Regions from separate parts of the Homo sapiens genome. Here region 2 is linked to region 1. The links are chromatin loops, found by intact Hi-C in ENCODE. Cell type or tissue: Calu3. All regions are shown on one strand. Each heading gives the region's core, and the rest is flanking DNA. Links, peaks and the distances in the headings are about the cores only.

Region 1 (15,420 bases), core at 4,544-12,543:
TGATGATAGCTTTAAAAACTACTACAGAACACCAAAGGCTGTGAGTATTCCAGCTACCAACCAGTAGTGGATCTTTCATTCCCAGCAATGGGCTGGTGATCCAGTTCCAAAATCCTTTTTAGAGTCTGTTTCCTAGGACTATTCTCAATATTTATTATCTTAAGTCAGGTTCCTCAGGAAACAGAGTCAGACAGAGATTGGTGTTCCCAGAGACCCATCTCTGGAACATCACGGTAAAGGCAGTGAGAGGGGTAGGGTTGGGCAGACAGAGATGCAGCGCCGAGCATCACTCCACTGTGATGGAGCCGTGACAGAAGCCTCTGCTGATCCGACATGGAGCTGCAACGACTCTTCAGAGTTGTCTCAAACTGAGGTAATGGGGCTGGGCCTTTTTTCTGTCACATCAACCACGCATTGGAGAGGAAGTGCCTCAAGTAAGACTGTTATCTTAAGCAAGACAGGTCCCTGAGGGCAATTCTTAAAGAGGGACTTTGCTGTGAGCTGGCAGAGAACTGCCTCAGTTCTGAGGGGGATGTGGCCAGCACATCACAGCAGTCACTACATAAAGATCTGAAGTTTAGCTTTATTATGTTTGAAATGCCTATTAAACATCTAACTAGAAATGTTAAGTAGCCAGTTGAGTATAAGAACTTGGAGCTCAAGAGAAAGGCTGGGCTAGAGACAAAGTTGCAGTCAACAATATTTGGGTGACACTTTCAAAACCTTGAGGCTACGTGAGATCACCAAGGGAATTCAAAGAGAAGCAGTTCAAAACCTGAACCTTGGAGCACTTCAAAGTTAAGAGTTAAGGAAGAGTAGGAGCCACCTAAGGTAAATGAGGAGGAGGAGCCAGTGAAGCAGGAAGAAAGCTAAGAGTACGGTGACCAGGAAGCCAAGTACAAAAAGTGTTTCCAGAAAAGAGGAACAATCAATGATGTCAAATGTGGCAGACAGGTCAAGGGAGATGAGGACTGAGACTTGACCATTGGATCTAAACATGTGAAAGTCACTGGCCGTCTTGACAAGAACAGTTTTGGTAGAGTAGTGGGGGTGCAAGCCTGACTGGAGTGAGTTTACAAGAGAATGAAAAGAGAGGAATTAGAAGTATTAAGAATAAATGAGCTGCTGGGTGCCGTAGCTCACGCCTGTAATCCCAGCACTTTGGGAGGCCGAGGCAGATGGATCACCTGAGGTCAGGAGTTCGAGACCAACCTGGCCAATATGGTGAAACCCTGTCTCTACTAAAAATATTTTTAAAAAATTAGCCAGGCATGGTGGCAGATGCCTGTAATCCCAGCTACTTGTGAGGCTGAGGCAAGATAATTGCTTGAACCCGGGAGGTGGAGGTTGCAGTGAGCTGAGATGGCGCCACTGCACGCCAGCCTGGCGACAGAGCAAGACTCCGACTCAAAAAAAAAAAAAAAAAAAAAAGAATGAATAAGCTGGTTGTGGCATTTACTCTAAAGGGAAGCAAATAAATGTGATGTAGCTGGAAGGGGAATGAGATTAGAAAAGAAGTTTTACAAAGGATAAATAACAAGAGAAAAATAATTAGTCAAAAGAAACAAATTGATAATGTGGGAGAAAGGGGATAATGCTATAGTGATGGCCTTGAGTGGAGGACAGTGTATGAGATGGCGCATACTTGGAGAGGTTGGTCTAGTTAGGGGCACAGACACCAGGTGGGGAGGCAGAATATATGGCAGTTAGTAGGAGTATTGGGTAAGTTCTTTGATTACTTTGATTTTCTCTTCAATGTTGGAAGCACTAGGATCAGCTGAAAGTGAGGATGGGGAGGTGTTGGAGATTTGAGGAGACGAGAGAGAGTATACAATCATCTTGGAGAGTGAGAAAGTAAATGGAAGAGAGATATAGTATGATAGGCGGGCAGCGTTAGGCCCACTTGAGGTTTGTGGTCATTAATTGAAAATGGGAGGAATAAGCATGATTGTGCTTCTCCACTGCAGTTATTCATCTGTAAAATGGGGCTATCAGTGCCTTTCTCCGTCGGGTTGTTGGAGGATGTGAGGATTAAACATCTTAGTACAGGTAACATGCCTGGTACATATCACTTAATGAGTGTTAATTATTGTCCTGTAGAGTACATTGTTATCTTGTGTACATATCTCTGTTTTGATCACAAATAAGTGGACTCATAGAACTAAAGGTTAAAAATCATCGAGTCCAACCACTTACTTGATAACCTGAATTTCATCTACATCCTCATTCGGCCTTTGTTTGAGCTGCTTAGGGTAGGGCACATATTCTGTCCCAAAGCAGTCATTTCATCTTTGGACATCTCAAATAACTGGAATGGTCTTCCTTCTTTCATAGTGAAATTTGCCCTGTGGTAACTTTCACCAAAACTTACCCATTGGGCCACACTGAAAAAATCATCCTTGTCTATGGTTCCATCTCTCCTACAAACGGCACTCTTCATGTTTGACTATAGAGCAGACAGCATTCTGTGCAGCCGGTCTCAACCTTTTCAATACACCCTCCAACCTTTCCTTCCTTATCAGTATCATTTGCATTTGCAGAAGGAAAAAAAAGTCTATTTTTCAATACTTTCACCCCCTGGAGCCACATTCTTGTTAAAGTGTCTGACTTTGTTACCTTGCTTTTTTCTGCAGAGAAAAGTGGATAATCTGCTTTTTTCTAGTCTAGAACAATTTTCCTTTACTGCGTTTTGTAGAACACTGTAAGATTCTAACGATTGTTTCACTTAAAGACGGTTTAACACAAGCAAATAATTTTGAAAAACTGTAGTCAAAATTGCAGTTTTCTCATGTTGAAATAGCTAACATATACTATCAATTCCCAAAAAGGTAGCTGTAGTGCATTTCCTAAATGTATTTGTTAACAAAACATTTTGTTGTTGTTGCTGCTCATTTCCTGGAACTAGCATTCCACAGAATAATCTTTGGGAAACACTCATTCAGAAAAACGTCTCTTAAACTTAACTAACACATGACATATAAAATGTTGGCTTATATTACATGTATTATAAAGTTGCATAAATATGCACAATCATAAAACTAGGTGTTAACGCCAATCTTTATGCTTATAGTTCTTATATAAGCAACTATATAACTATAAAACCAAATCAATTTATAAAATAAATATAAGTAAAACAAATGAACTTCAAATCGACCACATTAAGTTAATGTGATATGTAATATTGCTTTGTTTAAACAAAATCACCAATGCAGAGTTTATTGATAATGACATAACATATTATTATTAACGGTTCTTTTTTATTTTGTACATGATACACTTGCATTTGAATCAATAATATGATTGCTGATCATTTCAGTTTTTTAAAAAGAAACTCATAACCACAAATTTATTTTTGGATAGGTCAATCAATTAAGGATTCACTTCCAAATAAAATACTATAATTTTAAAAAACTTTTTGAACAAAAAAATTATTGTATATTTATTTTCTTCTGTTGAACTGTATCAAGTTGGTATGAACAAAGAATACAAGTAAAACATTTAAAATATTGATACCATATGAATGTACTCACTATATGCACAGATTCTTTTTTTTTTTTTTTTTTTGAGACGGGGTCTCTGTTGCCCAGGCTGGAGTGCAGTGGAGCCATCTTGGCTCACTGCAACCTCCACCTCCCAGGTTCAAGCGATTCTCCTGCCTCAGCCTCTTGTGTAGCTGGGATTACAGGTGCCTGCCACCACACCCAGCTAATTTTTGTATTTTTACTAGAGATGGGGTTTCACTGTGTTGGCCAGGGTGGTCTCAAACTCCTGACCTCTTGATCCACCCGCCTTGGCCTCCCAAAGTACTGGGATTACAAGCGTGAGCCATCGCACCCGGCCAGATTCTTTAAAGTCTGACATTTCTATTCTTCTGTCACGTGGTTGTGATAGTCGTTCTCCCAGCGCTTTTACTTTCTTGACCTAGTGCAAAACCTTCATTCACAGGACACTCTAGGATATTATTTAGACTTCACTTGGCAGAAATATAATAATAGACGCAAACTCAGGCACTAAAACTGGGTGACCATATTCAGTTTTTAAGATAATTATCTATAACCCAGAAAATTTTTATATTATTTTCAGAAATTATTATAAAAGTGGAACCAATAATGGGAAAATAGAGATGAGGAGCTGCTGAAATGTCCATAATGATCTTTGCAGAGAGTGTGGATTGGCAGCCTCTGTTTTTTTGCACAGGGATGAAGAGAAACAGCTCAGCCGAAGTCTCCAGCACTCCCTTTTCTCCTCTACAGTTCTCCACCCACCCACCGGCCCAAAACACACAGGAAAGAAAACTGTCAGGTATATTTTTACATTCCTCACACCAGTGTGTTTCTTCCATTTGAAGCTGTAAGGCTTTTTAATCTATTATTGTAGAAGAAAGGCTTTTCCTCTCATTAAAGGGAATTCAAGTTCAGACTCCCTGGACTGATAGAGGATTCTGGATTTGGGGCTGGAGAAGATATATACTGTGATTTTCTCCTTAGAATTTAAGCTATAGTTCGGGATAAAATCTAAGCTAATGCTAATCTAATCTGAACTCTAACCTCCACTTGCAGGTGTAGGGAGTGTGATCTGCCACAAGACACCCCAAGTTCCTTTTTCACAGTGCCCTGTCCCCCGTACCAGAGTTGTCTCCAGCCTTGTGCTTTCTCCCTGCTTGCCTCTCCTGTTTCCTCTAGGGGCCCCCCCTTAGTCCTCCTCACCCTTCACCCTTCCTGCCCAAGGAGGAAGAAATTCCTCTAGGACCATGCTTCTGTGGAACTGGGAAGTGGTGGGCTGGCATGAAAAAGAAATGAAAGGCACCTCATCTAAAGAGAAGCTCAACTCCTAAGAAATAACATGCTTGCTTTTTGTCTTTCAACTCTTGGATGATAATAAACACACTAGGACGTTGAAGATTACAAAACACAGAACGTGGTCTCCAGGTCCACACTGATGATCTTTAACTACAAAAAAAATAGTGGGCAACTCTGGTTCAGCTAAATGGGAATATGTCTTAATGGTTTTCTCTGGATAGTAACCTCTTTCATTTACCTGCATTTCCTAATCTGAAAATCTCTAAGAGGTCAATATTCCACTGAAGTCAGGCATGGAAGGATCCTTGCCTCTTCTTCAAGAAAAAAGAAGGAAAGATAAATAAAACTGCACTCTGGGACTAAGAGCATGCAACTCAGATACTTGATACAAGGCATGCTCCGAATTCCTTTCTGTATAGTAGTGTTCACAGTTTTTTCTTCTCATTTTTACTTTTTAATTTCTTAACTTTTTTCTCAGTTGTTCAACAAACGTTTATTAAGCCCCTTTCATGTGATGGGCTCCCTGCTAAGTGTTTCCGGATTTAAAGAAGAAAAAGATTGGTGCCTGCCTTCGAAGGACTTTCAGTCTAGAGACAGACACTATACTATAAACTATAAATAGCCAAGTTAACAAATAATTTGCAATACATAATCATTCCTTAACTTGTTCAGAGCTGGTATGCCCATCTACATTTCCTTTATTTTTTATTTTCTGTTATAATCTCCACAGAGCAAGGCTCACCCTGGCCTGCCCAGGTTCTGCAGAGCTTGCTTACAATCTTTCAGAGAAGAGCATTCAGCATAGCTGCTTTTGATAATGAAGATATGGAGCTTTATATAATGACAACTGATCCATCTATAGATTGCAAGCTCTTTGTGCAGGCCTGTGTCTAATTGTCCATTTTGTATAGCAGCTAATCCACTGGGAAAATACCTTAAGTGTTTAAAAAAAAAAAAATGTGTAGCAATATTCCCCTGCTGCCACCTGGTGCTTTATTTACACTAAGTTACACTCTGAATTCTAGGTAAGGCAGCTTAAAATCATTTACCACACTCAACTATAAAATGAAATCCCAGCCCCTCAATACACACGCAAGCACATACAAATACATACTGATCACACATACATACACTCCTTCATTCCTTCCATCTCTGCTAGCCCAGAGCAGACATTTCTTCATGTTTTGAAGAAATGCTACTATGATAGCCAGAATTGAATCTTGAGAACTATGTTCAGTTAAGACTAGAGAATAGGACTAAGATAGTGTAATTGAAAAAACTTTCTGCTAGGCCGGGTGCGGTGGCTCACACCTATAATCCCAGCACTTTGGGAGGTCAAAGCAGGTGGATCACCTGAGGTCAGGAGTTCGACACCAGCCTGGCCAACATGGTGAAACCCCATCTCTACTAAAAATACAAAAATTAGCTGAGCATGGTGGCATGCACCTGTAATCCTAACTACCCGGGAGGCTGAGGCACAAGACTCCCTTGAACCCGGGATGTGGAGGTTGCAGTGAGCCAAGATCGCACCACTGCACTACAGCCTTGGAGACAGAGTGAGACCCTCTCATAAAACAAACAAACAAACAAACAAACAAAATATAACTTTCTTCTTTCTTCTGGATGACAAAATTGTGTGCTATACTGACGAGCCTGTGTAAAGAGTTAATGAAGCAGGCCGGGATCATCAGCTGTCAGTTAATTCATCATGAAATATTTTTGAAGACCCATAATTCAAAGCTCTGGAGAATCAGTGGTGAGCAAGAAGAATACCTTCTATGCTCAAAAGGAAGTTATATTCTAGTGTGGAGAGTGCTGTTAAGCTCCTAAACAAATTTTTAAAAATCAGGCAGGAGTAAGGGATAAAAAATACATAAAATATGGGGCTATGACTCAGGCGCTGCTTCCGTTAGTGGGGGCAGGGATGGCCCCTCAGAGGAGGTCACATTTGGGACTCGAGGCAATATTGATCATGAGGAAGACAGCTGTGTTAAAATCTAAAGGAAGAGCATTTCAGGCAAAAAAATGACAGCACAGGCCCCACGAAGAGAAAGACTTTGGTATCTTCAGGGAAGGCGGGAAGGCCGGGGTGGCCAGAGCAATGTGAGATGAAGGAGGGGTGGGTGGAGAAAGACTGGCTGGTGAGCGTGGGAGGGTTGGAGCAGGAGTGCCAATAGATTAGGGATTTGATTTGGTTCTGTAAGCAAAGGCAAAACCACTAGAGGGATTTAAGTAAGGGGGCAACACAATCTGTGCTGCTCTTCTGAATAATCACTCTGAAGGATGAATTCCAGGGGGAAGAGTAGAAGTCCAAGACCTGTTAAGAGGCTATGGCTGGCTGGGCGTGGTGGCTCACGCCTGTAATCCTAACACTTTGGGAGGCCGAGGCAGGCGGTTCACAAGGTCAGGAGTTCTAGACCAGCCTGGAAAACATGGTGAAACCCCGTCTCTACTAAAAATACAAAAATTAGCTGGGCGTGGTGGCACACACCTGTAATCCCAGCTACTCAGGAGGCTGAGGCAGGAGAATCACTTGAACCCGGGAGGCAGAAGTTGCAGTGAGCCAAGATCGCACCACTGTACTCCAGCCTAGGTGACAGAATGAGACTAGGTCTCAAAAAAAAAAAAAAAAAAAAAAAAGAGGCTATGGCTGTCATGTCATCCAGGTGGAAAGAGAGTAAGGTGTTACAGTAGCAGACAGTAGAGATGGAAGAAATTGTCAGCTTTGAGATATATTTTATAGGTAGAGCGAAGGGGTTTTTGGAAGACCTAGACATGGGGATATAACTGAAAGAAGAAAAGTAAATAGGGCTCCTAGAGCAACTAGGTAGATAGTGGTACCATTCACTAAGGTGGGAAAGGCCAGGGTTGGGGAATAGACCTAGGAGGAATGGGGAATAAATAGCTCTATTTGGCCATGTTAAGTTTGAAATAGCTGTTAGATTTCCAAATGGAGCAGACAGGTAGATACTAAGTCTGGATCTCAGGGAAGAGGCCCAGGTCATATGTGTAAGAATTGTCAGCATGTAGGTGGCTCCTAAGGCCATGCTTGTTCACCTTACTCTACCTTAAGCTCTAGATAATATCTTTTCCTAACCCCTCTGTCCCAGCTTCACTGAAAGGCATGTTCCCATCAGCAAAAATCTCAAAGACTGAATGGAATGGTAAAACTCTGCCATTCTAAAGAATCAGCTCCATGCACATGCATAAGACAGAGTTGCAAGGCCTCTTCCACCAAACCCCTCATTTACCCATGATAAGTTTGGGGTGCAGAGAGGTGAGAGACCCAGTGGTGTCAATGCCTAGCATTACCAGGGCTTAAACCCGATGTGCTGGTCCACAACACAGCATCCCTTCAGCAATCCTGTTGCCGCCAAGATGGCCTGATTATATTAGGGCTGTGGGATATGAACAAAGTCAGGTACATGCACATACCATGACTAAATTTAAAATTACAATTTTAATCTATGGGGAGGGTTCATTCTTTATCATTCAAAGGTGAGTGAGAGTCCTAGGCATGGTATAGAACAAACAGAAAGCAAAGTTTTAAAAATAATAATCCCTCTGAGGACCAATGAGGCTCACGTCTATCTCCAGGGCTCCTCTGAGCCCTGCTTGTCTTTAATTCATGGTCAGTGAATGTGAACAGGCATTGAGGCCCCAGGTGCCCTGGCAGTCTGCATCAACGCTTTGTGAATAACTGCCCTGGAAAGGTTAGGTACCACTTGGTTCCTGCAAAGCACCACTAGAGGGCTGCAGACACTAGCAGTGGCTGGTACAGACAGCCACTGAAACCGAATTTGAGAACCGCGCCATCGCCTAGTGGTCCAACCCTCCCTGTAGGTTGAGGAAATTAGAGCCTCAGAAATATTAAGTGGCTCTCCCAAGGCCTCCCGGCTGGTTAGTGACAAAGTCACAATTCCACCACAGTTCCTCTGATGCAAAATTCAGTGTGATATAATGGAAAGTATATGGGTTTTAGAGCCAAGAATCCCATTTTGCTGTGTCTTATCTTGGGTGCTCAGTGAAACTTCCTAACTTCTCTGAACTTCAGCATCTTGATCTGTTTTATGGGTGATGAGTGCTTCTGCCGTGCCATGTGTTCTGTTGGTACACTGTCATAGTTGAGGGGCCCGGCACTTAGTGAACACTCAGCCAATGCTGTGGCCTTCACCTCTTTCTGCTGAGGCCAGGTTCTTCTCTAAGATGGCTCAACCTCAAGAAGCAACTTTCAGGAATGAACTCAAATGATGCAGTCTGGTTACAATACTTTGCTGCATGTTGGAGTACACATAAAGAGAACTATATTGCTTTAAAAGACACAACAAATAAATACAACCATAGGAGGTACATATAGCTTTAGTTGAACAAGGAGGCATGGAAAGGAAAGGGGCTTCCTTGCTCTGTCCTAAGGTTTAGATTCCCAGCATGTCCTTTCATGCACCCCCATTCAGTGGATATTTGTTGAGTGCCCATTGAAGGAGGGACCTGGGCATTTGGGGAGGACACACACGAATCCTACCCTCAGCAAGAAACAACAATTTCATGCCAGGCTTTTCCCTGTAACTTTATTTATCTTACCTCTTGGATTCTCACGATAGTCACGCCAGTGATTATTAGTCCTTAAGGATTCATCAACAGTCCCTCATGATTTTAGAGATGAGAAAATTGAGTCTCCGAAAAGTTAAATAACTTGTCCAAGGTCTTTCAGAAAATACGGAGAAGCTCTGGAGTTTAAGCCCAGCTCTGCCTGAGCTTTCACAGCACTGCCTGTGCCCTATTCCTGGAGGTGTAAGGATTGAGGACGTGGGAAGTGCTGCAACAGGAAGGCTGCTGGGAATTCTGAGCAGCGGCCCCTAACTGAGGGGATCCAAGATGGCTTCAGGGGAAGCTCACACTGGCCTGGGGAGGTGGGAAGAAGAAATTCCTGCCACAACTGTATATGGTAAATCAGATGCATCAAAACATGGTGTGTTTGGTGGATGAAGGAGAACACACACACACACACACACACACACACACACAGAGTTAGGGCTGGTTGAATTCCATAAAAGAATTCTTCCTGAAAGGAAGTACAGTCAAAAGCTGAAGTAAAAAATCTAAAGTTAGATTTGTAACACCAGTATACCTCACTACCAGCTTGCCCAGAAAATTAATTTCATGTTCCACTGTTCTATTAAAAAACTCTGACTGAAATGTCTTCACAAGGTAAACAATAGGAAAGGGTCCAGGAACTTCCTAAAGCATTTAACACAGCCAAAGGCTGACCTGACCTAATTGGTGGGAAGTAGGAGGGAGGCCAGGGAATCCCAGCTCCCTTCCGCCTACCCAAGGCCTGGCACACTGCCACTTAGAAATACTAACTAGCCCAGTGGCCACGTTCAGCAACTGCAGGGCCGCCCCATCTGGCCCCTTGAGGTGCTGCCCACCAGCATGTTTGTCATTGTGAGCATCTTCTGAACATGAATGTCCAGATGCTCTTCCAAAGCAGTTCTAGAAATAGCCAGGCGCCTGAATAAAGCCTGACACAGGAAACATCTTTCCATCCAGGACAAAGCACACTCCTCCAGGGAAAGGAGAGAGGAAGTCATAATTAGAATCATTCATTCATCCAACAGAACTGAGCCTCCAGCAAAGAGCCAAATGTAATTTTTGACTCTGACTGCACATTGGAATCACCTGGGAACTTTTAAAAATACCAATGCCGCAGCTCCACCCTAAAACAATTAAGTAAGAATATCTGGGAGTGCAGCCCAGGCCTTTGTATTTTTTAAAAGCTCTCTGGATGATTCTTATGTAGTTGAGAACTACTGCATTAAATATTATATACAACAAAAAACAGAGTCACTGACCAGGCCTCAAGGAGCTCACAGTTTCACAGAGCCCTACAGTTTGCAATATGTTTATTCCTGCCAGTGACCTTGGTTGATAGTCACAACCAGTCTGGGAGGTTGTTGTTATTGCCTGTTTTGCAGATGAGGCAGCTAAGCCTCAGAGAGAGTATACAGCTGCCCAATATTACACAGCAGGTAGGCAGCAAGTGAGCACAAGAACCAGGTTTTCTAATTCCATGACTCCTGCTCTCACATCACAGACCAACATGTAGAGGAATCGGACCGAGGAGAGGCTCAAAGCACTTCATAACTGCAGCATGGCAAGAGTCAAGAGCCAAAGGAATAAATCGAGGAGAGTCTTAGGTGGACCTACCTGCCCTAACTAATGTCCACCAACCAGCTGATGTCCATTAGTGTTCCTAAAACTGTGCCTGCGTTGATCAACTACTTATTTAACTCTTCTCATTAAGAATTTTCTAGGCAACAGAACCTTGTGGATAGAATTTTAAGCAGACACTTAAAAGATCACCTTGCCAGGCTCCACAATTGGCCTTCGGATATGCTAACAACCCCTAAGAAGAATACAATTTATTGCATAAATTCTGATACTGTGAACAGTAAGTACTTAGTACAGTGTCTCAACTGATTTGTTGGCCATTAATTAATGGTCAGTAGGTGTTAGAGGGAGAGCCCATGTTAGTAAAAAGGAAAAGGGAAACAGGTGCAGCATGTGGCTAAGCAGTGGGCCAGAACGCAGAGGCTTTGAAATCTAATTCCCTTCTGGGTGGCTGTTTAGCCTTATGTAAACCCTTGCCTCTTTAGGTTACATATACAGTTTTGCCTAACCCGAAGTGGGCTGTACATTCCCATGGCCTCAGAGATATTTAGTCTAGTTTCCCAAGTGCTGGTCCTTTGGGAAGCAGGAATTACTCTTCTCAAACAGATTTTCTACCCCTGCCCTTTCCCCTTCAGCAACTGTGATCTGGCTCTTCTCTGTCTCTCTTCTAACCCCTTTTCTTCCTCACTCCTGGTGTTTGTCAAAGGGCAGTTTCCCTGTTCACCACTTGGAAATCACCAATAAAATGCAACCCTTCCATTTTGCAGATGAAGAGACTGACATCCAAAGAGAGACCCTGGCCAAAGCCACCTAGACAGTGACAGAGCTAGGACCAGCCCAGCCTCCTGGTCCCACCCCAGTACTCTGTCAGGACAGAAACAACCAGGACCATAAAGCATTTGTGAGTGTAGGTTCCATTCCCAATGCTAACTAGAGCAACTCACAGTTACTAGACTCAGCTTAGTGGCCTTTGGATATGGGTCCAACTGTGGGAAAAATCACGATGAAAGGAAATGTAGTCTGATAACCCCTTGCCTCTTTCAGGTCAAGATGAAAGTACTTAGATGGGTTAGTAATGTATGTTACTAACACCTCAGTATATGCAAAATCCATATCTGTTTTTTAAAAGAGGATCCACCGGGAGAAGAACCCAAAGAAGTAAGTCTCTAATAACAGCATTTATGGTCTGTGATATCTGGATTCAGTTGACCTTCTTGGTTCCTTCCATAACAGTAGTAAGGATAGTAATAATAATACCCTACCTACCATTTACTGAGTGCCCAATATATTCCAGTGGCTCTGAAACAGGCTTCATGTATCATTTAATGCTCATGTGAAGCAGGTCTTATTTTCTCCTTATACAGTTGAGGAAAGTGAAACTCAGAGTGGGTAATAACATGCCCACGTTTCCACAGTTTGTAAGCACCTGAGCCAGGGTCAAGTCTGGGTCTTTATACCACATACATAAACCCCTCCTCAGAGGACCTCAGTCCTAAACAAACATCGAGAAATTTTGGACATGGCAAAGGCCACACATAGATACAAGGATGCATAAGAGAGAGAAATATCAGTCCTCAAAGGCTGAGCATTCTGCAGTTGGCTTTGAACTGGTTGCCCACCCATCCCCTGGACCATTCATCTTCCCCTCAGTCATGGACCCTGGAGGCTGTGAGGGAAGCAAGCAGCTTGAGCACTGTCTGGTCCAACACTGGAGGGAAGCCTGATGGCTGTGACATTCATCAACTGGTTAATTTCAGAAAGGCATCCATTTGCACCAGCTGCTTAAAAAGCTCCTGGCCCTCAGGAGACACTCAACCAATCACAAAGCAAAGGCAGGGAGTGTTTCTGGTAACCACATTCAATTGGGTGTCTGTCTGCTGCTTGATGGGTTGTATAATTTCAGCAAAGCAAAGGACAGTGGAGAATAGAGTTAAAATGAATGATCTTATTTCTTTTAAATTATTATTCTTATATTTATGACTCACATTTGTCCTTAATGCACAAGTGCCCTATTAACCTATCATGATGATGATGGTCATGATGAAAATGACTGCTGTTGCTCTTTACACGGCGAGAGATGCTTGGCTGTCTCTGACAAATTCTCCCTAGGTGGCTGCATCTTGTGTGTGTGTTTGGAGGGAGAGGTGAGGGAAAGTCACCACAGGTCCAGGGTCTCCTCCTGAACTCAGTCAGTTCAAGTTAAAGTCTCAAGTAAGAAATGTCTTATAAAAATGATTGGTAAACCAGAAGGCAAACACATTCACATAGACAAGGAGAGATTTCCCACCACTTCCCAGAGTTGGTGTTGAGGAATGGGGCACTTCCTCCTAGTTGTCAGTTCCCCTCATGAGAGCAAACGCTCTATGATCACAGATTTGAAATAAAGTGCATGGGATGTTCTTAAGAAACCATTTCTCCTCGTTGGGGTGAAGATGAATGAAGAGAAAAGCAGTATGATTATTTCAATCAATGCATAAAATGGATATGACAAAATACTGCTCCCTCTTATGATAAAAACTCACAGCACACTAGGAATACAAGGGAATGTCCTCACTCTGATAATAAGTATCCACAAACAAATTAAAACTAATCATATTAAGTGGAAAAACACTGAACGTTATCATTTCTATTCAACATTGTACTGGTCTGTGCCATATACTGTTAATGTCAGAAAAATAATTAAAATGCATTGCAATTGGAAAGGAAAAAATAAAATAGTAATTATTTGCAGTGACATGATTGTGTGTGTTGACCCTTCACAGCCTCACTCTATAGTTAATTCTTATCGGGACCTCTCAATGTGGCAAACACTGGACAACAATGATCTCACTTGGTCCTGCACTGGTTATCTCTTTCATTTTACTAGTGGTGAAGGAGAAGCCTAGAGAGGGCAGTACCCTCATTCAACTCCAGGTTTGTCTACCTACAAAGCTGAAGCTCTCAACTGCCCCCTTTGTCCCATCTCTGTAGGTTTAGAGCTACTTAAAGAGTTAGCACTGTGTGTCTATACTCAAAAGTACCTTCTCCCTCTGTAGTATTGAGCACTTCTAATTTTTGCTTACTCATTCCTTTTATAGTCTCTATGTAATCCACCAGTCTGGCTGCATTTGAGAGTTTATATGTTTGTTTTAAACTCAATGGTTTATTAAAGTTAAGAATGAAGACTCAGTCCAGAAAAATAAAATATATATACACGTATATATATATACGTGTACATATATACACACGTATATATATATACGTGTACATATATGCACACGTATATATACGTATATATACACGTATATAAATACACACATACACACACAATAGTAGAAAGAAGTTGGGGATTATGGTAACAGGGCAGGTAGGTAGGAGAGGACAGAACATAAATCTGAAGATGCTACATTCACTCATTCAACAATAAATAAGTGTGAAACATTTACTGTGTGCCAGCTACTGAATGCTTAGAACTGACAATAAAAAGATGAGGTCTCAGCCTTAGCGCCATCTTCTTGGAAACCTCTGTGCCATGAGAGCCAAGTGGAGGAAGAAGTGAATGTGCAGGCTGAAGCGCAAAAGAAAGATGAGGCAAAGGTTCAAGTAAATCACTAGTCTGTGCACCAGTGGAGGCCGCAGGAGTAGAAACATGGAATGGCAGAGGCTGGAAATGCTGGTACAAGTTGTTGAACTGCATGGATCTAGAGCTTCTCTCAATGGATCTAGAACTTCATCGTCATCTGATCACCGAGACTACCTCTGAGGCTCACCTTGCTCATAACAAAAACTGTCCATGTTGGTCCTTTGCCCCAGACCTGTGACATTCTGGACTATTTCTGTGTTCACTTGTGGCTGAGTGAAAGAGCCATACGATAAATTACCTCTTACTCTGTCTTAGCTGAAGAGTTAACAAAAAAATAAAAAAACAAAAAGATGAACAGGACTAAGCTATACCCTCAAGCTTCCCGCAGCATAGTACGGGTAGAAGTGGGAAATAGTTATGATCCAATGGGTATTTTGGAAGCAAAGGAAAATGCATGACCCGACTGCCAAAGTCCCTGAGTAGGGAAGCAGGGCTGGGAAGATTTCACTTGCCCTTTAAAATTATACATAATATCTTCTATTAGCTCATTCATAGCACCATAAGATGAAAAAAAGTTCATTTTTTTAAGTCCATGCTTAGGACAAAAAAGTCTTAACACAAGTATTTAGAAATATCGCCTTATAAATGAATAATGAAATATGCTGAGGTGGAATAAAAAATAATAATAAACTAACTATATTAGTCCATTTTCACACTGCTATAAAGAATACCACCTGAGCCTGGGTAATTTATAAAGAAAGGAGGTTTAATTGACTCACAGTTCCACATGGCTGGGAAGACCTCAGCAAACTTACAATCATGGCAGAAGGTGAAGGAGAGGCAGGCACCTTCTTCACCAGGCGGCAGGAAGGAGGAAAGAATGGGAAA
Region 2 (15,420 bases), core at 3,628-11,627, 110 kb before region 1:
AAGTATGATGAGCACTTGAGGAGGTCACTGTTCTGTCCTGATTTGTAGGATTTACATGTAGATGGTCCCAATGTCAGTCAGTAATACAAATTTATAGCAGTACAAGCTACAAAAATCTTGCTTACTGTGAATTAATCTTTCTTGCACATCTTACTTAGTAATGATAGTTTTCCTTGTCCTGAGTAAATATCAGTCAATAGCCAGATTAATTGCTTCTGCAATTAATTGCTCCCCAGATGTTACGGCTCTACCAAAAACAAGTTAAAAATATGTTAATTATTTTATTGATACATAATAGATGTACATATTTTGAGGGTACATGTGACAATTTAATACATCCATATAGTTTGTAAAGATCAAATCAGTGTAATTGGAATACATGTGTTCATTTTTTATATACATCATATGCGTGCTGTAACAAGGTGCTCCGCAGGCTCATCTCAGGCCAGGAGGCTCATTGCTGAGTTTTCACATGAGACCCAGGTCCAGAAGGCTTTGCACCGTGGCTCCTTTACAATTCTCGGAAAAGTGCTCCTGTTACGTGCATGTGGACAGATCTTGACCTTGGTTGATGAACCCAGAGTAAGACTGAGGGCCAGCTTCAGAGAATAGTCCACTCATTAAAGAGTTGAAACAAGGCTGGTATTCAAGAAAGCACACTGAATATTCTAGTTTCTCACACATCATAGAAAAAGAAGTTGATGAAAATATAAAGTTGGAAACAGGACATTTCTAGTTTCAGGAAAACAAAATTGTTGGGTTTGGGTAGTTACTAATAATCTCTAAAACCAATATGACTGACACCTGTGGCTTGAGAAGCTCCAAGAGAGTAAGAGAAGGGCGCTGTAATGGAACGTGATGATTCCCCACATTGTCTCTCTAGGTTGCCTCGCTCCCTCCCAGGTCACTGTCATCACCAGTGGCCACTTTTTCAGTTCTGTGGGCCCCTTTTTCCATTGGTATTAATTCTATCATCAAATTTCCACACCTGTACTTGGCTGTGGGTTGAAAATTCTCAGGAGAGAATGTGATTATTTCTGTGCCCAAGGTAGGTATTCAATAACTGTCTATTAATAAGTTCTGAAAATGAGCAAACAAAAATCCCTTCCTATAGCCTTCTAAAACCCACAGAAACATGAAATTCTTTCTCTCTTTCTCTCTCTTGGTAAAGGGGTGCATACTGCAGGAAACAGTGGGTTAAGCTATATGGAGGAATTTATAGCCAAGACATTCTAAATACATTCAACTCAGTCTTATTCATCATCAATTGACAAAGCAGATGAAGGTATCTATCTAAGACTAAATGACTTCTATCTGTGCATCTGTAAATTCCACAGGAATCCAAGGATGAAAATGGAAGATGTGGCCTACTTCTGCATCACGAGATCAGAGAATTACAGATGTGACCCTCACTTACAGGTGAGGCCCACTGGTGAATCTCCCCTCCGTACCAGGCAAGTTGAACAAAATTAGACAATTCAAGACTAAAACAGAAATAACCAATTTCCACTACAGCAACATGGACCCTGAATTCTTGGTGTGAATAAATAGGCAAATAAAGGAAATAAAATTCAGTGCATGTAAATTTCTTGGATTTTCAACCTAGAAAGACAGTGCAGGCAATTGTCACATTCCATTGTTGCTCTTCTGTTACTCTCTTAGAGCTTCTCAAGACATAGGTATTGGACATATTCAGTTTTAGGAATAATTAACTACCTGTACCCAACAACCTTGTTCTCCTAAAATCAGTATCTTTGGATACTCGTGTAATTATTCAAGATTGCTCAAGAATCCATTCTGGGGCAGAGTCTGTTGAATAGGTTTATAAATGATGATAAGGAAGGAGTACATAGTGAAGTCTCAGACTCCAAGATATACAAATCTCCCCAGAAAGAAGACACCCCAGAGAAGAGAGACATTATAGAATAATCCTGAGATTCGTGTCAATGGGCAGAGCCTTAAGAGATGTTATAATGTGTGTGAGGAAAAAGTAATGAATTTATGAGTAATCTAAAACACATCTATAAAATGAAAGACTATCCCTTAGATTCTGCTCAAGAAAAAGACCCAGAGTCATTAAATGTTGACCCCAGCATATGTACCAATATTCTGCATCAGGCAAAAAGACCTAGAAAATGAAGAAAATCATTAAGGACTATACTGGAAAGCAAGCTTTATACTGGTATATCTCTGTTTGAAAAGATTTATGTAGTTCTTGCTGCTATGCCTCAAAACCAAGTTTGCCATAACTTGAAAAGATCCAGAGAGCACAAGCTCAAAATAATTGGAGATATTGAGAATTATAAAAAGAATTTTTTGTTTAAGGTTAGATTTGTACTTCCAATATGGAAATCTAATTAGAAGTAATTAAATCTATATAACCATAAATAGTACAAATAAAGTGAACAGAGATTTGCTTATTCAACAACTTTAAAGACCTGGGACAGGGAGATGGTAATTTTTGAAACTCATAAAATGAATGCATTAGCCAAAGAGGTAGGTGTGACAGGAAATAGAAATGCATTTCAAAACATTTGGACAAATTTTGGCTGATGCAGTTATCAATGACTTTGAAATTGATTCAACTCCTGGAATTAAGATGGCTTCAGAAGGGGCAGTAGAAGTATTTCCTTGACATTTTTGTGGGCAGGATAATTCAGATGTGGATTGACCATATGCTCAAATATTCCCAAACAGCTCATGAGTTATAAAAGTTTGAAAACTATTGATATAATCAAAATATTACCTTTAATCCATTCAGCATACCACTTTTTATCCTTCTTCCTTTTAATTTCAAGGAAGTTGAATACCCAGTACAGTGAAGACAAACCTTCAGTAGTGAACGCTTCCCTTTGATCGATGGCCAGAGGTCAGGACTCTCCAGCAATTCTGATGAATGTATGTAACTTCTTGGTTCTTTCTCTATTGTTTCATCTTAAATTCTGCAAAGGAGATGATGCAGATGAGCAATGCTGCAGTTCCTTCTCATTTGCATTTTACTAGCTTTATGACAGTTTCCTTCTTGCATGATATTACCTAATTACATCCTTCAAGGAAGCACTAACATACCACTCTCCACTTTCAATTACTCACTCCAACGAAGGAAATCATGAAACACCCATCCCTTCTCAGAAAATTCACCCAGCAACTGGGTCACTGTGGGACAAAGATCGTGTGAAGGAGTGGAACTACAATCTCAGTCAGGAGGTCCTAAGACAAGCCAAGCTCTGGCCCTGTTTCCCTTCAAGCCAACTTCCTAGCCATACAATAATACAAGTCTCAGACCCATATATGCCCAGATGGTACTACCCAACTTACTGCTCATGTACTTCAATGAATTTGTTCCAAAAACAGCTTATTTCAAATAACTTTGGGATGTTTCCAAAAATCATCCATTTACAAGAAATCATCTTTTCCCAATACTTCAAAAAAAAAAGGGCTGTAATCTCTGAAAACCTTTGGAAAGAGAAAATCCAGACTAATGTTGAGCAGCTTGTGTTGCAGTTGGTGTGTAGCTTCCTAGGGGTTTGCTACACCTTTTACATATGGATGATCAGGCCTATGTAAACTTGTGAAGATGTGTCTTTGATGCCTGATTTTCCTTCCTTGACTCACTTTTATTTTTTTTTAAAGTTCTGGGGTACATGTGCAGGATGTGGAGGTTTGTTATGTACATAGGTAAACATGTGCCATGGTGGTTTGCTGCACCTATCAAACCATCACCTAGGTATTAAGTCCAGCATGCATGAGCTATTTTTCCTGATGCTTTCCCTCCACCTTCCCCATCACTGCCCTACAAGCCCCAGTGTATATTGTTCCCCTCTATGTGTCCATGTGTTCTCACTGTTCAGCTTCCACTCATAAGTGAGAACAAATGGTATTTGGTTTTCTGTTCCTGTGTTAGTTTGCTGGGCATAATGGCTTCCAGTTCCATCCATGTCCCTGCAAAGGAAATGATCTCATTCCTGTTTATGGCTACATAGTATCCCATGGTATATATGTACCACATTTTCTTTATCCAGTCTATCATTAATGGGCATTTTGGTTGATTCCATGTATTTGCTATTGTGAACAGTGATGCAATGAACCTACAAGTGGGTTTACTAGGTCATATGGTAGGTATGTGTTTAACTTTTTAAGCTGCCGCCAAACTGTTTTCTAAAGAGATTTGTTATTTTACATTCCTAATAACAACATATGAAAGTTTCAGTTGTTCCATATCTTTGGCAACACTTGGTTTGGCCCTTTAAATTTTAGCCATTCTAGAGGAAGTTTACTGGTATCTTATTTTAATTTGTGTGACCCTAATGAATAATGATGTTGAGCATATTTCATATACTTATTTGCTACTTATACATCTTCTTTGGTGAAATGTCTGTTCAAATTTAACTATTTTTAAATTTGGTTGTTTGTCTTATAGTTGAACTGTACATTTTTTTGTACTAGATACAAGTCCTTTTTTGGATATCTGTTAGCAGATATTTTCTCCCAATCTGTGGCTTTGCTTTTCACTTCCATTAGAGTATCTTCTTGAAGAGCAAAAGTTTTTAAATTTTGATGATGGCAAATATATGAGTATTTTCTATCTCATGCTTTTAGTGTCTTATCTATGAAATCTTTGCCTCACCAATGTCATTAAAATTTCTCCTATATTTTTGTAGAACTTTAATAGTTTTAGATTTTATATTTAGGTCTATGATTGATTACAAGACTATGTAGTACACAGAAATTTCATTAGCTATTCTAGGTTTTTCAAATTTCCACATAAATTTTAGTATCAAATTGTCATCTTTTTTTAAAAAAAGAGAAAAACCCTGCTATTATTTTGAATGGTATTATATAGAATCTATAGAACAATTTGGAGATAAGTAACATGTTAATATGGAGTCTTCCTATACATGAACAAATTCCCAGCTTTGTTTTTTTAAAATAGTTTCTGCTATTCTGAGTCTTTTGAGTTTTCACAGAATTTTTAGAATCTGCTTGTTTGTCTCCACACAAAATCTACTGGAATTTTGAATGGCACCAAACCCATAGATCAATTTGGAAAAAATTGCCATCTTAAACAATATTGAGTTTTCCAATCCAAAAACATTGAAAGTTTGTACATTTACTTAGAGTTAAAAAATTATCTCTACAAGGTCTTTTTTTTTCTTTTTTCAACTTTTATTTTAGAATCAGGAAGTACATGTGCAGGTTTGTTATTATACGAAGGTATATTGCATGATGCTGACTCTACAATGTTTTGAAACTTTCCATGTACAAGACTTGCATACCGTCTATTAAATGTATTCCTACATGTGGTATTCTTTTTAATGCTTTTATAAATTCATAATTCCCTTTTCAGATTGTTTATAGCAGGTAGACAGAAATACAACTGATTTTTGTATATTGATCACATATCTTGTGACCTTGCTAAATTCCCTTATTAATTCTAGGATTTGTTTTGTTGTTATTGTTGTTTCTTGCGTAGACTCCCTAGGGTTTTCTACATGGACCACTGTGTCATCTGCACATAGGTATAATTGTTTTTTTTTTCCTTTTGATCCATATGTCTTTTCTTTCCTTTTATTTTCTTTTTGCATGGGCTACAACCTCCCATAGAGGTTAGAATGAATCGAAGAGGTTAGAGTGAACATCCTTGCCTTTTACCCAATCTTAGATGGAAAGTCTTCAGCCTTTTATCATTAAGACTGATGTTTGCCATAGGTTTTTTTGTAGATGGCTTTCACCAGACTGAGAAAGCTATCTTTTATTCCAAGTCTTTTGAGATTTTTTAAAATCATAAATAGGTATTGAATTTTGTCAAATATTTTTCTGCATATATTGAAATTATCATGTGGTTTTTGTCCTATATTATTTTAATATGATGTATTTCATTAATTGTTTTTTGGATGTTAAACAGCGTTGCACTCCTGGGATGCATCTTACCTAGTCATGGTGTATAATTCTTTTTCATATTCTTAGATTTCATTTTCTAATATTTCCATTTATATTCAGAAGAGATGTTGGTCTATAGTTTTCTTTTCTTGTAATATGCTTATCTTACTTTGGTATGAGGATAATATGGCCTCATAGAATGAGTTGGAAACTGTTCCTTCTGCCTCTATTTCCTGGAAGAGCTTGTGGAGCAGCAGTCTTATGTCTTTGTTAAGTGTTTGATGGAATTCACTTGCAAAGTCATGTAAGTCTGAGTTTGTATTTGTGAGAAGGTTTTAACTACAAATTTCTTTACAGATTTTGGATCTATTCAGATGTTTCATTTCTTCTTGAGTTAGTTTTGGTAGTTTATGGGGTTTTTTAAGAATTTGACTATTTCACCTAAGTTGTCTAATTTGTTGGCATAAAGTTCCTCATAATATTCCCTTATGATGCTTTTCATTTAATTTGAAATATTCTTTTTCTTTTCTAATATAGGCATTTAAAGTCATATGAATTTTTCTCTGTGTTGCTTTAGCTGCATCCCATAAATTGTAATATGTGTGGTTTTCATAGTGATACAATTTAAAATACTTTCTAAATTTTTGGTAATTTCTCCTGATTCATTCATAATATAATTCATTCAGAAATATATTGCTTAATTTCCAAATATTTGTGGAGTTTCCAAATTTCATTTTGTTGTTGGTTTCTAATTTAATTCCATTGTGGCTGGGGAACATACTTTGTATTATTTAAATACTTTCATGGAAAGGGACAAAATGGCTGACTAGACACAGCCAGGAAATGCCTCTCCCACAAAGAGAATCCAGGATTTCAAGTAAAACATCATAGTTCAAACAGATCATTTGAGAGAAAACACAAAAAGTTGATAGAGAGGTGACAGAGACACTGAGGGTGAAGAAGGAGGAAGCTAGGCGCCTGCATGGAGTCACTCAGAGTGACAAGACCAGCTCCTGATCCTGAGCAGGTCCTAGGGAAGCAGTGAGTGAAGGAACTCCCAGGCACCACACTCCCGCCACACACCTCTGGGATCCAGACTACAAGAGATCCCATGACCCCCACAGGCATTTGAACTGATAGAGGAAACTGCCTTGAAGCAGAACTGGAACCTGCATGGAGTCCAGAGCTACAGCAAAAATGTGAGCATAGGCTCCCATTCCCCAAGGCTCTCCATTTTGTTCTGTGTGGCTCTAGCCCCTGCTGACTGCCGGGCTGGGAGAGAGCAGAGCTACCTTTCCCGTGGGACAGGGGCACATCTGATACACATGGCCCTTGTACACCAGCTCCTCCCAAGGCCACATGCCTGGCTGCTCCTGCAACAGGGAGCACAGAGCACAGCCTCCAGCCTCCACTGCTCCACCTGAGTATTTTTGCCAATCGCCTGGCAGCAGTTTGGCTCCCCGGAACACAGCCAGTGCTCAACCCCAAGAGGCCAGAGGGCAAAGCCATGGGCCTGGTCCCCAACCCCCAGGGATTGTGCACACTGCCCAGGGGCATCAAGCTGAGATCTGTGACCTGACCTCAAGCAAGGGAAAAGCCTCCACTCTCAGAACACTGAGAAGAGTGAGGCGTGAGTTTGTGGGCATGTGCTGGCGTGGGACTTGAGCATCTCTTCCTATGCAAAGCTGGCCTGGGAAGAGCCTAGCCTGTTGACCAGCTGCAGCTTCTGCCCAAGAGGGCCCCAAGGCTTGGAACACCTGGAACAACCCAGCGATCTGGATGCAGAATGCTTGAGACAAATCTAGCTGGTCAGGCCTCCTCCTGGGGCAAACATCTGAGGGAGGCTCAGTTGGGGGACTGCAAGCTCAGTAGACCCCATAGCCATCTCCTGGGCAAAAATAAAAAACCCAGGCCGTGGACGCCACACCAGCTGCACACTCGTGGCACTACCACCCTGCCCAGGGATCCTCCGCCCATGATCCACTGCATCACCAGGCCAACGCAGACATAGCCCACAACCCTCTCTGGCTCTGCCAAACACAGAGAATCAGCAGGTTCCCTGGAGTGGTGGGTCTCTTGTTGACCCAACCTGTGGATCTGACTGCCCCTAACGGAGGTGGGAGTGCAGGCCACCAGGACCCCCACTGGAACTAAGGAACATAGACACAGTGCTAGTGATTGGAGGGGGGTCCCTCAAGGCCCAGGAGCAGATACCACGAGGGAGACATCTCTTGCCCTCCCCTCTCCCTCTTCCCCTAAGCACTGCTGCTAATGCACATAGCTAACAGCATATCTGCTGGCTCTTACTCTTAAGTGCCATCTACTGGATCATGACATGAATTACACCACCAACCAAAAGTAAATTTGTTGGGCAGGCAAAGCCTGTGAAACCCAGTGCAGGAAACTAGCCACAATTAAGGAATGCCCACAGACCCTTTACCCTTTGAAAGCACCCAGAAATGAAGCCAATCGACTATACACAACATACACCACAGTCAAAACCTCAAGGGGAAAAAAAGAATATAAAAACAAAAAGCCCCACTCAATCAACAGCAACTTTAAAAAGACAAAGAGACACCAGCCCTCTCAGATGAGAAGGAATCAGTGCAAGAACTCCAGCAATTCAAAAAGTCAGAGTGTTTCCTTACCTACAAAGTATCGCCCTAGCTCCCCAACAACGTGTCCTAACCAGACTGACATTTCTGAAATGACAGACATAGAATTTAGAATCTGAATAACAAGGAAGCTCAATGAGATTCAAGAGAAAGTTGAAACCCAAACTAAGAAAGGCAGTAAAATGATCCAAGAGTTGAAAGACAACATAGCTATTTTAAAAAAGAATCAAACTGAGCCTCTGAAATTGAAAAATTCACTACAGGAATTTCAAAATACAATGGAAAGCCTTAACAACAGAGCAAACCAAGCTGAGAAAAGAATTTCATACCTCAACAACTCAACCAGCAAAAAAGAAAAAACTCCATTAAATAGTGGGCAAAGGATATGAACAGATACTTCTCAAAAGAAGACATAAAAGTGGCCAAAAAACATATGAAAAAATGCTCAACATCAGTAATCATCAGAGAAATGCAAATCAAAACCACAACAAGGTACCATCTCACACTAGTCAGAATGGCTATTATTAAAAAGCCAAAAAGTAACAAATGCTGGTGAGGCTGTGGAGAAAAGAGGATGCTTATACACTGTTGGTGGGAATGTAAATTAGTTTGTCCTCTGTGAAAAGCAGTTTGAAGATTTCTCAAAAAACTTAAAAAAAAACAAAAAACAAAAAACGACCACTTAACCCAGCAATCCCATTACTGGTTATATACCCAAAAGAAAATAAATCATTCTACAAAAAAAAGACACATGCACTCGGATGTTCGTCACATCACTTTACAATAGCAAAGACACGGAATCAACGTAGGTACCCATCCGTGGAGGATTGGATAAAAAAAATATGGTACATACACACCACGGAATACTACACAGCCATAAAAAAGAATGAAATCCTGTCCTTAGCAGCAAAAAGGATGCAACTGTAGGTCATCATCCTAAGTGAATTAACACAGAAACAGAAGACCAAACACTGCATGTTCTAAGTGAGCACTAAACACTGGGACTCATGGACATAAAGATGGGAATAATAGACACTGGAGACTACTACAGTCGGGAGGTAAGAAGGGAGGCAAGAGTTGAAAAACTATCGGATACTATGGTCATTACCTGAGTGTTTGCTATGGGTATTGCATGAAATCTGTGTCTTAATCTAAATCTAAAAAGTTCAGATTAATATCAACTTAATTCCCATTATAAACTCATTAACACAAATTTGTAAGTATTGTTTTATCTTTAAAACATTTTTTATTTGATTTTTTTTTTGGGGGGGGAGCAGTGGGGATGGAGGCTTACTTTGTCACCCAGGCTGGAGTGATGAGATCAATCATACACCAAACCTCAGCATCATAGAATATGCCCGTGTAACAAACCTGCACATGTACCCCTTGAATCTAAAGTAAATGCTGAAATTTTTTTTAAAATAAAAATAAATAAACCCTTTAAATTCATTATTGCTTTGTGGTCCAGTATGTGATCTATGCTGGAGAATATTCCACATGTGCTTGAAAAGAATGTGTATTCTACTGTTGGATGGAGTATTTGATAGAGGTCTGTTAGATGAAGTTGGTTAATAGTGTCTTAAAGTCTTTTATATCTTTGCTGGTTTTCTGTCTATTCTATCCATTATTGACAGTGGAGTATTGAAACATCCAATTATTATTGTATTATCTATTTCACCCTTCAATTTTGTCAGTTTTTGTTTCATATCTTTGGATCTTTGTTCTTAAATGCATATATGTTTGTAATAATTAAAGCCTCCTTCTGAATTGACCTTTATGTCATTACAAAATCTCCCTCTTTGTCCGAAGTAAGCTTTTTTGTCTCAAAGTCTATTTTTTTCTGATATTAATATGGTCATTCCAGCTCCTTTACTGCTTGCACAGTGTATATTTTCCATCCTTTTACTTTCAATGTATTTGTATTTTTGAATTGAAAGTATGTCTTTTAAAGAAACACTTATCATATCATTGGATCCTGCCTTTTTTTTTTTTGAGGTGGAGTCTCACTGTCACCCAGGCTGGAGTGCAGTGGCATGATCTCGGCTCACTGCAGCCTCTGCCTCCTGGGTTCAACTGATTTCTCCTGCCTCAGCCTCCCAAGTAGCTGAAATTACAGGCACCCACTATCATGCCCAGCTAATTTTTGTATTTTTAGTAGAGACAGGGTTTCACCATGTTGGCCAGGCTGGTCTCAAACTCCTCACCTCAGGTGATCTGCCTGACTTGGCCTCCCAAAGTGCTGGGATTACAGGCGTGAGCCACTGTGCCTGGCCTGGATCCTGCTTTTTAATCCAATCTGAATCCCTGCCTTTTATTTGTAGTGTTTAATCCACCTACGTTTAATGTAGTTATTGAAATAATAGGAGTTACATCTGCTGTTTTGCAATTTGTTTTCTATATATTTTATGTATTTTTGTTCCTCTACTACTGCTATCTTTTATGTTATATAGAGATTTTCAATTGTAGCATTTAAACTCCCTTATTAGTTTTTTATTGTTTTGGTGACTCATGTTTAAACACAGACTTTAAGCCGGGTGTGGTGGCTCACCCCTGTAATCCCAGCACTTTGGGAGGCCAAGGCAGGCAGATTTCTTTTTTTTTTTTTTTTTTTTTTTTTTTGTAGACGGAGTCTCGCTCTGTCGCCCAGGCTGGAGTGCAGTGGCGGGATCTCGGCTCACTGCAAGCTCCGCCTCCCGGGTTCACGCCATTCTCCTGCCTCAGCCTCCCAAGTAGCTGGGACTACAGGCGCCCGCCCCACTACGCCCGGCTAATTTTTTGTATTTTTAGTAGAGACGGGGTTTCACCGTTTTAGCCGGGATGGTCTCGATCTCCTGACCTCGTGATCCGCCCGCCTTGGCCTCCCAAAGTGCTGGGATTACAGGCGTGAGCCACCGTGCCCGGCCAAGGCAGGCAGATTTCTTGAGGCCAGTAGTTTGAGACCAGCTTGGCCAACATGGCAAAATCCTGTCTCTACTAAAAATATAAAAGTTAGCCAGGCACGGCAGCACATGCCTGTAATGCCAGCTGCTCAGGAGGCTGAGGTAGGAGAATCACTTAAACCCGGGAGGCAGAGATTGCAGTGCGCCGAGATCATGCCACTGCACTCCAGCCTGGGTGACAGAATAAGACTCCATCCTGAAATAAATAAATAAAAATAGACTTTATTTTTTAGAGCATTTTTAGGTTTACAGCAAAATTGTACAGAAGGTACAGAGATTTCCCATATACTAATGTTTTTCTACTATATATTTTAAAGTATTTTTAAGTGTTTGCAATGGGTATTGCATGAAATCTGTGTCTTAATCTAAACCTAAAAGGTTCAGATTAATATTAATTCCAGTAGTTTATAAAAACTTTGCTTCTATATAACTCCCTTCCCATTATAAACTCATTAACACAAATTTGTAAGTATTATTTTATCTTTAAAACATTTTTTTATTTGATTTTTTTTTGGGCAGTGGGGATGGAGGCTTACTTTGTCACCCAGGCTGGAGTGCAGTGACACGATCTCGGCTCACTGCAACCTCCGCCTCCTGGGTTCAAGCGATTCTTCTGCCTCAGCCTCCCAAGTAGGTGGGATTACAGGTGCACACCACTCCGCCTGGCTAATTTTTGTATTTTTAGTAGAGATGGGGTTTCACCATGTTGGCCAGGCTGGTCTTGAACTCCTCACCTCAGGTGATCCATCTGCCTTGGCCTCCCAAAGTGCTGGGATTACAGATGTGAGCCACTGCGCCCAGCCATAAGTATTATTTTAAACAGTAGTCTTTAAAATCAGTTAAGAGAAGAAAAATTTAAAATATAAGTTGGTAATGACTTTTATATTTACTTCACTTAATTACTTTTACTTGTGTTCTTTAATTTTTTCATGTACTTTTGGATTACTCTCTAATGTTCTTTCTTTCAAGCCTGAGGTAATACCCTTTAGTATTTCTTATAGGGCAGGACTGCTGGTAGTTCATTATTTGTTATTGCTGAGTAGTATTCCATGATGGATGTACCATAGTTTGTTTAACTATTCATTAACTGGAGGACATACTGATTGTTTCCAGTTTGGGGCTATATAATAAAATGTTATATATATATAGTTATATAAAATATAGCTTATATACCACTATATAATTTATTATATGTAATAATGCTCATCTGAACAATCATGTACAAGCTTTAGTATGGATGTCAACATTTATTTCTCAGGGATAAATGGCCTGGTGAAAAGTTGATGGATTGTATAGCAGATGCACATTTAGTTTGTAAAGAAACTATCAAACTATTTCCCAGAGTACTTGTATTATTTTATATTCCCATTAGCATTGTGACAGAGATCCAGTTTCTCCATGTCCTTGCCAATATTTAGTACTATTTATCTTTATTTGAGCTATTCTAATGATTATGTTGTATCTCATCATGGTCTTCTGTTGCTTTTCCCTAATGGCTAGTGATACTGAATATCATTGTTATCTATATAACTTATTTTATGAAATGTCTCCTTGTGTATATTGACAATTTTCTAATTTGATTTTTTATTGTTAAGTTTGAGAGTTCTTTATAATTCTAGATGAGTCCTCTGTCAGATATATGGTTTGAAAATATTTTCTCCAGATCTGTATCTTGTTTTTTTGTCCTCTGATCTTCCACAGAGAAAAAGTTTTAAATTTTGGTGATGTCAATTTACTATTTTTTTCCTTTTATGGATCAAGCCTTTGGCATTATGTCTAAAATGTGTTCACCAAATCACTGGTCCACAAAATTTACTCCTATGCTTTTCCATAAAAGTTTTATAGTTTTATGGTTTAAGTTTAAATATATGATGCATTTTGAGTTAATTTTAGTATAAACTGTAAGGTTGAGGTTTAGTTTTTTTAATATGGATATCTAAATTCTTCATCACCATTTATTTGAAAGACTAAATTGATTTTACACTTTCATCTTAAATTAGTTACCCATGCCGCATTGAGTCTACTTCTAGGTTGTTTATTCTGTTCCATTGATCCAAGTGTCTTATCCTTACACTAATACTACACAGTCTTGTTGTAAGGTACAGTACTTTTTCCCATTTTATTTTTTTAAAACATAATTGCTTTAGCTATTCTAGTTCCTTTACCTTTTCATTTAAATTTTGGAATAATCTTGTCTATATCTGTTAAAAAATCTTACTGGGATTTTGATGGAAAATGTATTAAACCTGTAAATATCAATTTGGAGAGAACTGATATGACTATATTAATCAATCCATGAACACATATGCTCTTCCACTTATTTTTAGATCTTCTTTGATTTCTTTCATGAGCATTTTGTAGTTTTCAGTGTGCAAGTTGTGTGTATGTCCCATTACATTTATACCTAAGCATTTTTTTTAACAATTGTAAATGGTATTGTATTTAAAATTTTTGGTTTCCACATGATGCAAGATAGCTGAGCCCCACAACTGGGGCTTAGCCCAGGAGGGTTCTTAGCTTAACCCTGGAAATAATTCAAGGGCAAGCTGGTGGTGTCAGGCATCAATTTTTATTGAAGCAGCAGTGTACACCAGCAGTAGAGGTACTACTCCTTGCAGGGCAGGGCTGCCCAACAGGCAGTGAGCCCTGAGTAGTAGCTCAGGGCAGTTCTGCCATCACATTTATATCCACTTTTAATTATATGCAAATTAGGCAGATTATGAAAATTTTTAAGAAAAATGGTGGTAACTTCCAGGTGTTCCCATGCCACTGGTAAACAGGTGGCACACTGGTGGGCATGTCTTAGGGGAAGGTGCTCCCACCCCATCCCTGTTTTAGTTAGTCCTCAATTTGCTCTGGTGTCTGAGCCCCACTTCCAGAGTTGAATCCCACCTCCAAAATCAAGTCCTGTCTCCTACTTCACACGTTCTCATTAATAGAATATACATGTACAGTTGATATTTTGTTTGCTAACCTGTGACCTTGCTGTACTCATTTACTGGTTCTATGATTTTTTTTGTAGGCATCTTAGCATTTTCCACATAGACCATTATATCATCTGCAAATAAGAACAGTTTTATTTCTTTTTTCCTGATCTACCTGCCTTTAAAAAATTTTCCTGCCTTATTGCACTGCCTAGAACTTACAGCACTACACTGAATTAAGAGTAGTCAGAGCAGACATCCTTGTCTTGTTCCTGATCTTTTACCACTAAATGCAATGTTAGATGTGGGTTTTTCTTGCAGACTCCCTTTATCAAGTTGAGAACAACCCCCTCTATTCCTATTTTTCTAAGAGTTTTGCCATGGTTGTGTATTGGATTTCGTCAAATGCTTTTTCTGCATTGATAATACCATTCGGATGTTTGGCCCCTCCAAATCTTATGGTGAAATGTAATCCCCAGGGTTGGAGGTGGGCCCTGCTGGGAGGTGTTTGGGTCATGGGGGCACATCCTTCATGAATGGCTTGGGCTATCCTCATGATAGTGGGTGAGTTCACAAGAGATCTGGTTGTTTAAAAGTGTGTGGCACTACCTGTCTCTCTCTCTTGCTCCCACTCTCATCACATGATGTACTGGCTCCCCCTTTTTCTTTCACTGTGATTGGAAGCTTCCTGAAGCCCTCACCAGAAGCAGATGCCAGTACTATGCTTCAGGTACAGACTACAGAGCTATGATCCAATTAAACCTCTCTTCTTTATAAATTACCCAGCCTCAGGCATTTATTTACAGTAACACAAAAAATGATGTAATACAATTAATTAATATAATCATGTGACTTTTCTTCTTTAGCCTATTAATATGCCAAATCACATTAATTAGTTCTTAATATTGAACCAGTCTTGCATTCCTGGAATAAATCCCATATGGTAGTGGTGTATAATTCTTATTACATATTGCTGAATTCTATATGCTGATTGGTTAAGAATTTTTGTACCTACACTTATGAATAATAATGATTTATAGTTTTCCTTCCTTTTGATGTCTT

The links. A loop is a pair of places that touch in the nucleus more often than their neighbours do. Peaks named below come from ENCODE experiments on the same cell type or tissue, not always from the same donor. Only the 100,000 strongest peaks of a DNase experiment are listed, where the experiment ranks them.
Region 2: it touches region 1 in a loop (4-fold over the local background); 2 of 110 quality-filtered maps call a loop at or near these places.

The regions. Positions count from the first base shown.
Region 1 is chr1:147,486,619-147,502,038 of GRCh38, forward strand. All of the region lies in intron 3 of LINC00624 (long intergenic non-protein coding RNA 624), which reads right to left. Among named protein-coding and RNA genes, the nearest start is that of LINC00624, 24 kb to the right of the region's middle. RefSeq lists silencers at 297-464, 8,445-8,634. In Calu3, for the core only: CTCF peaks have their summits at 8,553 (motif pointing right) and 10,260; DNase peaks (open chromatin) are centred at 8,583 and 10,163.
Region 2 is chr1:147,381,922-147,397,341 of GRCh38, forward strand. It overlaps LINC00624 (long intergenic non-protein coding RNA 624), which reads right to left. Exons shown (of 4, transcript NR_038423.2): 4 at 271-2,942. Among named protein-coding and RNA genes, the nearest start is that of LINC00624, 130 kb to the right of the region's middle. In Calu3, for the core only: a CTCF peak has its summit at 8,188 (motif pointing left); a DNase peak (open chromatin) is centred at 8,210.